Linked DNA regions of Mus musculus: region 2 is linked to region 1. A link is a contact called in ENCODE Hi-C or POLR2A ChIA-PET data. All regions are on one chromosome and are shown on one strand. Each heading gives the region's core, a stretch centred on a gene start or an enhancer-like site at or near the end of the contact. The rest is flanking DNA. Distances are from core to core; before and after follow the strand shown.

Evidence for each region. A loop is a pair of places that touch in the nucleus more often than their neighbours do. ChIA-PET counts read pairs that join two places held with the same protein, here RNA polymerase II (POLR2A).
Region 2: a map of gastrocnemius shows a loop between it and region 1 (2.2-fold over the local background). The contact joins the promoter of Swsap1 here to the promoter of Zfp653 in region 1. A Hi-C loop is called at or near these places in 1 of 37 maps with a recorded cell type or tissue (gastrocnemius). POLR2A ChIA-PET finds 5 or more read pairs at or near these places in 2 of 5 experiments (Patski and embryonic stem cell).

Annotation. Positions count from the first base shown.
Region 1 is chr9:22,069,188-22,073,195 of GRCm38, reverse strand. Zfp653 (zinc finger protein 653) reads left to right here and starts at 1,820. Exons shown (of 9, transcript NM_177318.3): 1 at 1,820-2,147. The coding sequence starts at 1,855. It overlaps Ecsit (ECSIT signalling integrator), which reads left to right. Exons shown (of 9, transcript NM_001253897.1): 8 at 109-214; 9 at 616-950. The coding sequence ends at 872. Gm16845 (predicted gene, 16845) reads right to left here and starts at 2,194. Exons shown (of 3, transcript NR_040407.1): 1 at 2,032-2,194.
Region 2 is chr9:21,953,962-21,958,086 of GRCm38, reverse strand. Swsap1 (SWIM type zinc finger 7 associated protein 1) reads right to left here and starts at 2,334. Exons shown (of 2, transcript NM_025870.1): 1 at 2,083-2,334; 2 at 1-1,410. The coding sequence starts at 2,325. The coding sequence ends at 817. It overlaps Gm45914 (predicted gene, 45914), which reads left to right and starts at 2,081. Exons shown (of 1, transcript NR_132099.1): 1 at 2,081-2,803.

The DNA.
Region 1 (4,008 bases), core at 571-3,070:
CTACAGATTCTGTGTTGGGGGTGGGGCTGGCACTGTCCTGAAGGCTCAGCTGAGGGACAGGTTTTGTGTTCTGGCCTCTAATCCTGCCTGCTCTCTTGCCTGAGGTAGAAAGTAGAGGAGATCCCAGAAGAATGGGAGCTGTACTACCCACAGAAGCTGGACCTGGAATATTCAAGGAGTGGTTGGGACGACTATGAGTTTGACGTGGATGAAGGTAAAAGCAGGTCTCAACACAGCACATCTGTGTGGTGGCCATTTGTCCACGCTCCACAGGATGAGGGGTCATATGCCCCCCAGGGTACCTCTCCTTGGCTACTCCCTCTCCCCTTTGTACTATCTTTTAAGGAGCATTCTATACTGACTAGTGATGTGACCAGAATACGCGCAAGCCTCAGGTCAGCAGGGAACAGTCAAGTTATATGTGGGGAGTTGGGAGGAGGCACATGGTAGCCTCCAAGTTAGGGCTCAAACTTAGTCTCTTGATAGTATCTGAGCAGCGGGTGGCATGGCCAAGGGAAATGTAGAACATTTATGTGGCACAGGGAGCTGGCTGTGAACTCATGGAGGTGCTCAGAGTACGTCACAGTGGTGAGACACAAACTCTTCTCCTAACAGTGACAGAAGGCCCTGTCTTCGCCATGTGCATGGCTGGTGCCCATGATCAGGCAACATTGATCAAGTGGATCCAAGGCTTGCAGGAGACCAACCCAACCCTGGCACAGATCCCAGTGGTATTCCGCCTGGCCAGGTCCACGGGGGAGCTCCTGACAACTTCAAGGCTGGAGGGACAGTCCCCTCCCCACAGTCCTCCCAAGGGGCCTGAGGAAGATGATGAGACCATTCAGGCAGAGCAGCAGCAGGGGCAAAGTTGAGTCAGATAGAGCTGGCATGAGGAGAAAAGACTGGGCTGGTATGAAATAATATGGAGAAAATAAAAAAATCAAAACCTCTTCCCTGGCCCTGTGGCTTCCCTTCGTATGTTCTGCATGGGCTCTTTTGGGTTTACCACCTTGGGACCCTTTTTTAAACTTGTCTTTTCAAAAATTCCATTTATAGATGGGCGTGGTGGCACACGCCTTTAATCCCAGCACTCGGGAGGCAGGCAGACAGATTTCTGAGTTCGAGGCCAGCCTGGTCTACAGAGTGAGTTCCAGGACAGCCAGGGCTACACAGAGAAACCTTGTCTCGAAAAACCAAAAAAAAAAAAAAAAATCCATTTATATATTTATGGTATGGGAGGGATGTGTGGAGGTCAGAAGACCATTTGCTGGAGTCTGTTCCGATATATGACCCTGTGAATCTCGGAAATGTAACTCAGATTGTCAAGTATGCCAGCCATCACCTTACCTGCAGAGCCGACTTGTTGGCCTTTAAAAACATCTTTTAAATGTATTTACCTTTATTTTATGTGCATTGGTGTTCTGCATGTATATATGTTTATGTGAGAATGGTAGATCTTGGAATTACAGACAGTTCTAGCTGCCATGTAGGTGCTGAATTTGAGCGCAGGTCCTCTGGAAAAGCAGTGAGTGCCCTTAACCAGTGAGCCATTTCTCCAGCCCTTTTGAAAAAATCTTTAATCACATTGCCGAAGAATTCAATAGAGAGGCAAGGATTACCTGAGTTTCAGTACCCAGTGCCTCTACCTCCCAAATAACTGACTTGTCAACAGAACGCACTTCCATGGCCTGGGCCGGACGGACTACGCGCATGCGCAGCTATGGCTAGTTGTCCCCGTTTGGCGCCGCGGGCAGAGAAGACCCTGTGAGAAATCTCCCGGCGGCGCAGACTAGGCGCGCCACTTCCGGTCGAGGCTCCTAACAACGGGGGAGGCCGGTAACCAGGGAGGGGGGGATGGCGGAGCGGGCTCCAGAGCCCGGGGCGGAGGCGGAGGCGGGCGCAGGCGGGGAGGCGGCGGCAGAGGAAGGCGCGGCAGGCAGAAAGGCGCGGGGCCGGCCGCGGCTCACCGAGTCGGACCGGGCCCGGAGGCGGCTCGAGTCCCGGAAGAAGTACGACGTGCGGCGCGTGTACCTGGGCGAGGCGCACGGCCCCTGGGTGGACCTGAGACGCCGCAGCGGCTGGAGCGACGCCAAACTTGCCGCCTACCTCATTTCGCTGGAGCGTGGCCAGCGTAGCGGTCGCCACGGGTAAGGGGGCGCGGGGCCGGGAGAGGGAGGGAGGGAGAGAAGAAGCCGGGGGAGGGACGAAAAGGGCAGCGGCCCCGCCCCCGGAGCGTGAAGCCCCACCCCCGGGCCGCCTGGCGGCCCTCGGTCTCGGGCTTAGGCAACCCAGACCCCTCACGCGCCTCCTCGCGGCTCCGCCTCCGACCCATTGACTACCCAATGCAAGCCTGTGCCCCACCCCTCTGCCCGCCTTCGGAAGCTCCGACTGGCCCGTCTGAAGAGTCGACCCGCCTCCACTGGCCTGGCCTGGGGCTGGCTCTCAGGTGTAAACCTCCAAAGGTGCTGGGCACTCTGATTTTCTGCGTATGAGTGCCTTGCCTTCGTGGATATATGTGTACCACGTGCATGAACTACCTGCAGAGGTCAGAAAAGGGTGTCGGATCCCCAGAAACCACCATTGTGAACCACCATGTAGGTTGTGGGAACCAAACCCGGATCCTCAACAAGAAAGCAGCCTTAACCCAGCCACCTGTTTCAACAACCTTGTCAGGGTTACTTGTGTGCATCCTGAGTGCTGGGACTAAAGGCATGTGCCAGGCTTGGTGTGAGGGCACTTTTATTCTTGTGTATGTGTGCGTGTGTGGTGTATGTAGGCCCACATAAGGAGGTGGGAAGACAGCTTTGCAGAGCTAGTCCTCTTCTACCACGTGCCCTCTAGGGATCAGACTAAGACCATGAATGGTTCACCACGCTGTAGTTGTCAGACCTATTGGTAAACTGTCATGTGCAGCTTGCCACACTGAGAAGCAGGCTCTGAAAGTGTAGATGGCCTCTCCTGTTTGAGACTCAAGCATGTCTCTCTCAGTGTCCTCCAGGAAGAGACAAGGACAGCAGAAGTGCCCAAGAGTAAAAACCCCATGCCCTTAAGAACAGCTAGAAGGTGGAGCATTTCCAATAGAGGTTACTCCTGCTGTCTCACAGTGCAGGTGTCCACAGTGGGAAGACAAGCTGGATGCTAAGCCATGGAGGGAAAGCTCACCCTGGGACTCCAGCTGTTGCCCCAGCTTCCCCAGCCAGTAGCTGCATGGTGTGAACACTGGATTGGATATTATCTGTCTGGTTTGCACAGACAGTTCCAGCCAGCCAGGGCTGCATAACGATACTCTATCTCAAATAAAATACAAAATGAAAATAGAGAGCATAGAAAGGGTTTGGCCCATAGTAAGGGTTCAGGTGTAGCGTGTTCTGCTCTTGTCTGCACTCATCTGTATGAATGATTCTTTAAGAGTTGATTCTAGGCCCTGAAGAGGTTGGATCAGTAGTTAAGAGCATTTGTTGCTCTTTCAGAGGGCCTGGGTTTGGTTCCAGTCACCAGCATTGTGGTTCACAACCATCTGTAACTCCAGTTCCAAGGGATTCCATGCCCTCTTCTGACCTCCAAGGGCATCAGGCAGGTGCAGAGACATGAATGCAAGTAAAAACTTATGCACATGAAATAGTAAAATCATTTTTAAGAAGTTATCCAGGCATAGTGGCACATGCCTGTAATTCCAGCATTTTGGAGGCAGATGCAACTAGAGCTTTTTGAGTTTGAGCCCAGCTGGGTCTATATGTTGAGTTCCAGGATAGCCAGGGCTACACAGAGAGACAGAGGTCTCAAAACAAAAACAAAAAACAAAAATACATTGATTCTTAGGGGCAATAACCAGCTAGGAGCAAGGGGTATAACTCAGTGGTGGAGTGTCTCATGTGTGAGAAGCTCTGGGCGCACGCTCTCACACACACACACACACACACACACACACACAACCCTACTAGTTGGGCATATGGCTCCATCAGTAGCTTGCCCATCCTTCATGAAGCTCTAGATTCTTTGCATATTTGT
Region 2 (4,125 bases), core at 1,085-3,584, 120 kb after region 1:
TAGCCCTGGTTGGTCTGGAACTTGCCACGTAGAGCAGGCTGTTCTTAAACACATACGTACAGATCTACCTGCCTCTGTGCTAGGACTAAAGGCCTGTGCCATCACACCTGGCCCACTTTGGGTTTTGGAGACAGGGTCCAGTGTGAGCCAGCATCGCTTCCCACACCTTATGTAGCCAAGGATAGCCTTGCACTTGTGATCTCCCACCTCTCCCTCCCTAAGCTGGCCTGTCCTAAGCAAGCTAAATGTGTGCATACTCTATGTGGAGTGGATCCACTCCGAACTGTACACCCTAAATACATGTGCAAGGTCATGTGGATGACTACGTAAGCCAACACATAGAGGTAACTGGGATACGGGCACCCAAGGAATGTGCAAGAGGAGCCAAGAACAGGAGCATACTCGATAGGCCCCGCCCTCAAGAGATGAGGCTGTAGGATCAGGAGTTCAAGGACAGCCTCAGCTAAGGATCTAGTTTGAGGCTGGCCTGACTTAGAGAGCCTGCCTGGATAAAAAATGCAGCAGATAAAAAGACCTGCACTAGGAAACATGGCTGAATCTCATTGACAACGGTGAGTGGGCAAAGGAAGGCTCTGCTGGCCTTACTTATCTTAAAGGTCTCATTACTAATTTATCATTAGTGTGGAGGGCTGTGTGTTTCCACCCAAATGTGGAGGTCAGAAGACAACTTGCAGGAGTCAGTTCTTTCTACCACGAGGGTCCCGGGAATCAGTCAAATTACCGTGCCTGTTGCCAAGGGATCTTGCCAGCCCTGATGACAATAATGCTAGTTTATAAACAGAAAATCTACATTTTTCAGGTCTTTGAATCTGCACCTGTCTCTGAAGTAAGTATCCCATCCAAGGGAGACCCAGGACCAGGGAGGTTGTCACATCCCAAAGTTAAGGACTGGCTTCCAGCACTTGAATCTTTCTTCTCTGGGCTGAGCTTAGAAGCCTGGGCAAGCCATGGGGTGACCTTCATCTCTCCACAGGGTAAGAAACTCACTGACCACTCTGTCCTAGGGCTCAGTTTGCCCAACTCTAGGCTGGCTCGAAGGCAGCAATGCTGTCCCAAGCCTAGGGCATCTGGCTGCAACCAGCACTGTGCAGGAAAATATCGCTTAAGTAATGGCAGATGTGGGGCATCGGCCTCTGCTTCTTTCTGGGTTTCAAGGGCCACAACAAGCCCACAACTGCCATTGGCTCCAAGACGGTGGCTAAAGAAGGCAGCAGTATCCAGAAGCAATGCAGCCAAGTAGGCGGCTTCCTGGGCACTGGGATCCTCTGCGAGATATTCTTCCAGGCCGTCCAGGAGTAGAAGGGATGGGGTCGGTGCTGGGGCCTCATGGGCAGAGGCCAGCAGCTGGAGAAGCTCTTGAATTGAGGATGGGTACTGGAAACGAACCTTCTAGAAGATAGGAAAAGGCTAGACTTAATATAGGAGGTCAAAACTCCCTATTATGGCTACCTCACTTCTATACTTTCCGGTCTAGGCTCTCATGGTCCATATATAAAGTTCCAGGATGAAGCACCAGCTCAAATACTTCACCCTTGTCACCTGCCCTTCTCCAGCAGTTGTCACTGCTCAAGATTATTTAAGGAAAAAACATTTTTTTTCTTTAATACAGGGCCTCATGTGACCCAGGATGATCGCAAACGCGTTTTGTAGCCAAGGATGGCCTGACACTTCTGAGAACTGAATCCCAGGCATATATTATCAAGTCTGGTTAAAGGGATAGAAAGAACCCAGGGCTTCGCGCATGTTAGGTAAATTCTCTGTTCAGTTAATCCCAGTCCGTATTTTTTTGTTGTTGTTTTTGGTGGTTTGTTTTGGTTTGTCACCCATGCTCACCAATGCCGCCCGACCACAGGACGGTCTTTCACTTCATCTTAACTAAACCCGCACTGTCCCGTCCCACGACCCTACTCCGCCTCTTCCACCCACCACTTCCACAGACGCTTTATGACGATTTAGTTGTGAATCTACGATTCACGCTGCCATTTGCCTATCGAACTGTCACTCAGGCGCGAACTAGCCCGCCATTGGGTAACGCATTGCCAGGTCCAGCCCTCCGTTTACCTGGAGCCGCCAATGCTCTCGCGCTGTGGGTGTACTGAGCGGCAGGCTCTGAAGGGGCCTTCGCGTCACGAAGAGGACGGACCCGCGGCCTTCCCCTGCCGCCTCAAGGGCGGCTGCAAACAGCAGCGACGTCTGCGCAGAGCGCGGAGCGCCGAGCAACAGCAATGGCGGCCCGGCAGCGCCATCCTCTCCTGGCCTTGCCGCGCAGCCGGCATTCAGCACCCGCCTCAGCGCCTCCGCCATTTGCTGAGTGCCGCTGACCAATCAAAAGCGATATCTCATCTTGGGCCCGCCCACACAGAGGCCTCATTGGCTATAGTTCACAGACTAAGTTCGTCGCTGGAGCTGTCAGCCAATGATCAAAACACGGAGCGTGGAGGAAGTGGGTACTTTGAGGGAATTGCTGCAAGAAGCCGTGTGATCGATTAAAAGGAAAGGAAGGTCGAGGGTCCAAACGTGCTCCAAAGAGACGCCCAGGCTCTAGGTCGGAGCTGTAGAGAATGGCTCAGTCGTTACGAGCACTGGCTGCTCCTCCAAAAGACCCGGGTTCAGTTCCCACCATCTACTAGGTGATTCACAGCCATGCACAAGTACAGTGTGAGGGAATCCGACGCCCTCTTCTGGACTCCGCGGACACGTGGCACCCATATATTTATGGCCCCGCGCTTATACACACACTCATGTAAAAATAAATCTAAACATTAAAAAAAGTAGAAGCCGGTCGGTGGTGTCGCGCACCTTTAATTCCAGTACTTGAGTGGCAGAGGCAGGTGAATCTCTTAAGATCAAGGCCAGTCTAGAGAAACCGTCTCAAAAAAAAAAAAAAAAAAAAGTAGGTTCCCTTAGATATATATTGAGGTTTGCAACCAGCCTGAGTTACATGAGCACCTATCTTTAAAAATAATAATAATGATGATGATAACCAGACTTTTAGCTTGCCCACCTGCAAAATGAATATTGTGATTCCATGTGATCATTGTAATGCGTTGGTGTGAACAATTGCTGATGTCACCGAAGCAAAGTTCACAGAGACCTGTTTGCTTGTCTCTGCATAGTTGAATATGGGGAATTTTATTTTTTGGTAGGGTCCCAGACATTTTAGCCTGTGCCACTATGATAAGTTAATACAAGGCTGGGGGTGAAATTCGGGGTTTTGTCCATGCTGAGCAGGCACTCTGCCCTCCATGGGGGGAGGGGTGATTACATTTATTTAGTTGGTGTGAGTGTGTATATACTCCCATTGACACAGAGTGCATGCACTCTGAGGACAACTTCTGGGATGGGATGCAGTTCTTTCTACCCCACCATGTGTGTCCCCTGGATGACAGATTTTTAAAAAAAGATTTATTTATTTATTTTATGTATATGAGTGCTCTGTCTTCATGTACACCTACATGACAGAAGAGATCATCAGATTCCATTGTAGATGGTTGTGAGCCACCATGTGGTTGCTGGGAATTGAACTCAGGACCTCTGGAAGAGCAGTCAGTGTTTTTTAACCGCTGAGCCATCTCGCCAGCCCCTGGATGACAGATCTTCAGGGCTGGTGGCAAGAGTCCTCTAAGCCATCTCACTGGCCCCGATTTCTGGGATTTTTTAAAAATCTTTTTTTGTGTGGGCGTGTGCAGGATTACCTGTGCCACCTAGCGTGTGGAGGTCAGTCCTTACCTTCTAGCTCATTTGCACAGTGTGTCTTGTTCACTGCTGTGTATGTCAGACTGGATGACCGTCACAGCCCCACCACGAGACCGATCCTGTGTCCAGTGTTTAAATGGGTCGACTCTCAGGCTCGTGCCTGTACATCCTGCACTGTACATACTGAGACCTCTCCCAGGTTCCCTGTATGAGGGCCCTTTAAGAGGCCTGTCATCTAACTTTCTTTTTGGCCTGGGACCTTCTTAATGCCTGCTTGTATTAAGAGGAGAGAGAAAATTGTGTGTGTGTAGAAAGAGAGAGAGAGAGAGAGAGAGAGAGAGAGAGAGAGAGAGAGAGAGAAGAGAGAATGAGGGCTTCATTCACAAGAGTCTATGACCACACTGGAAA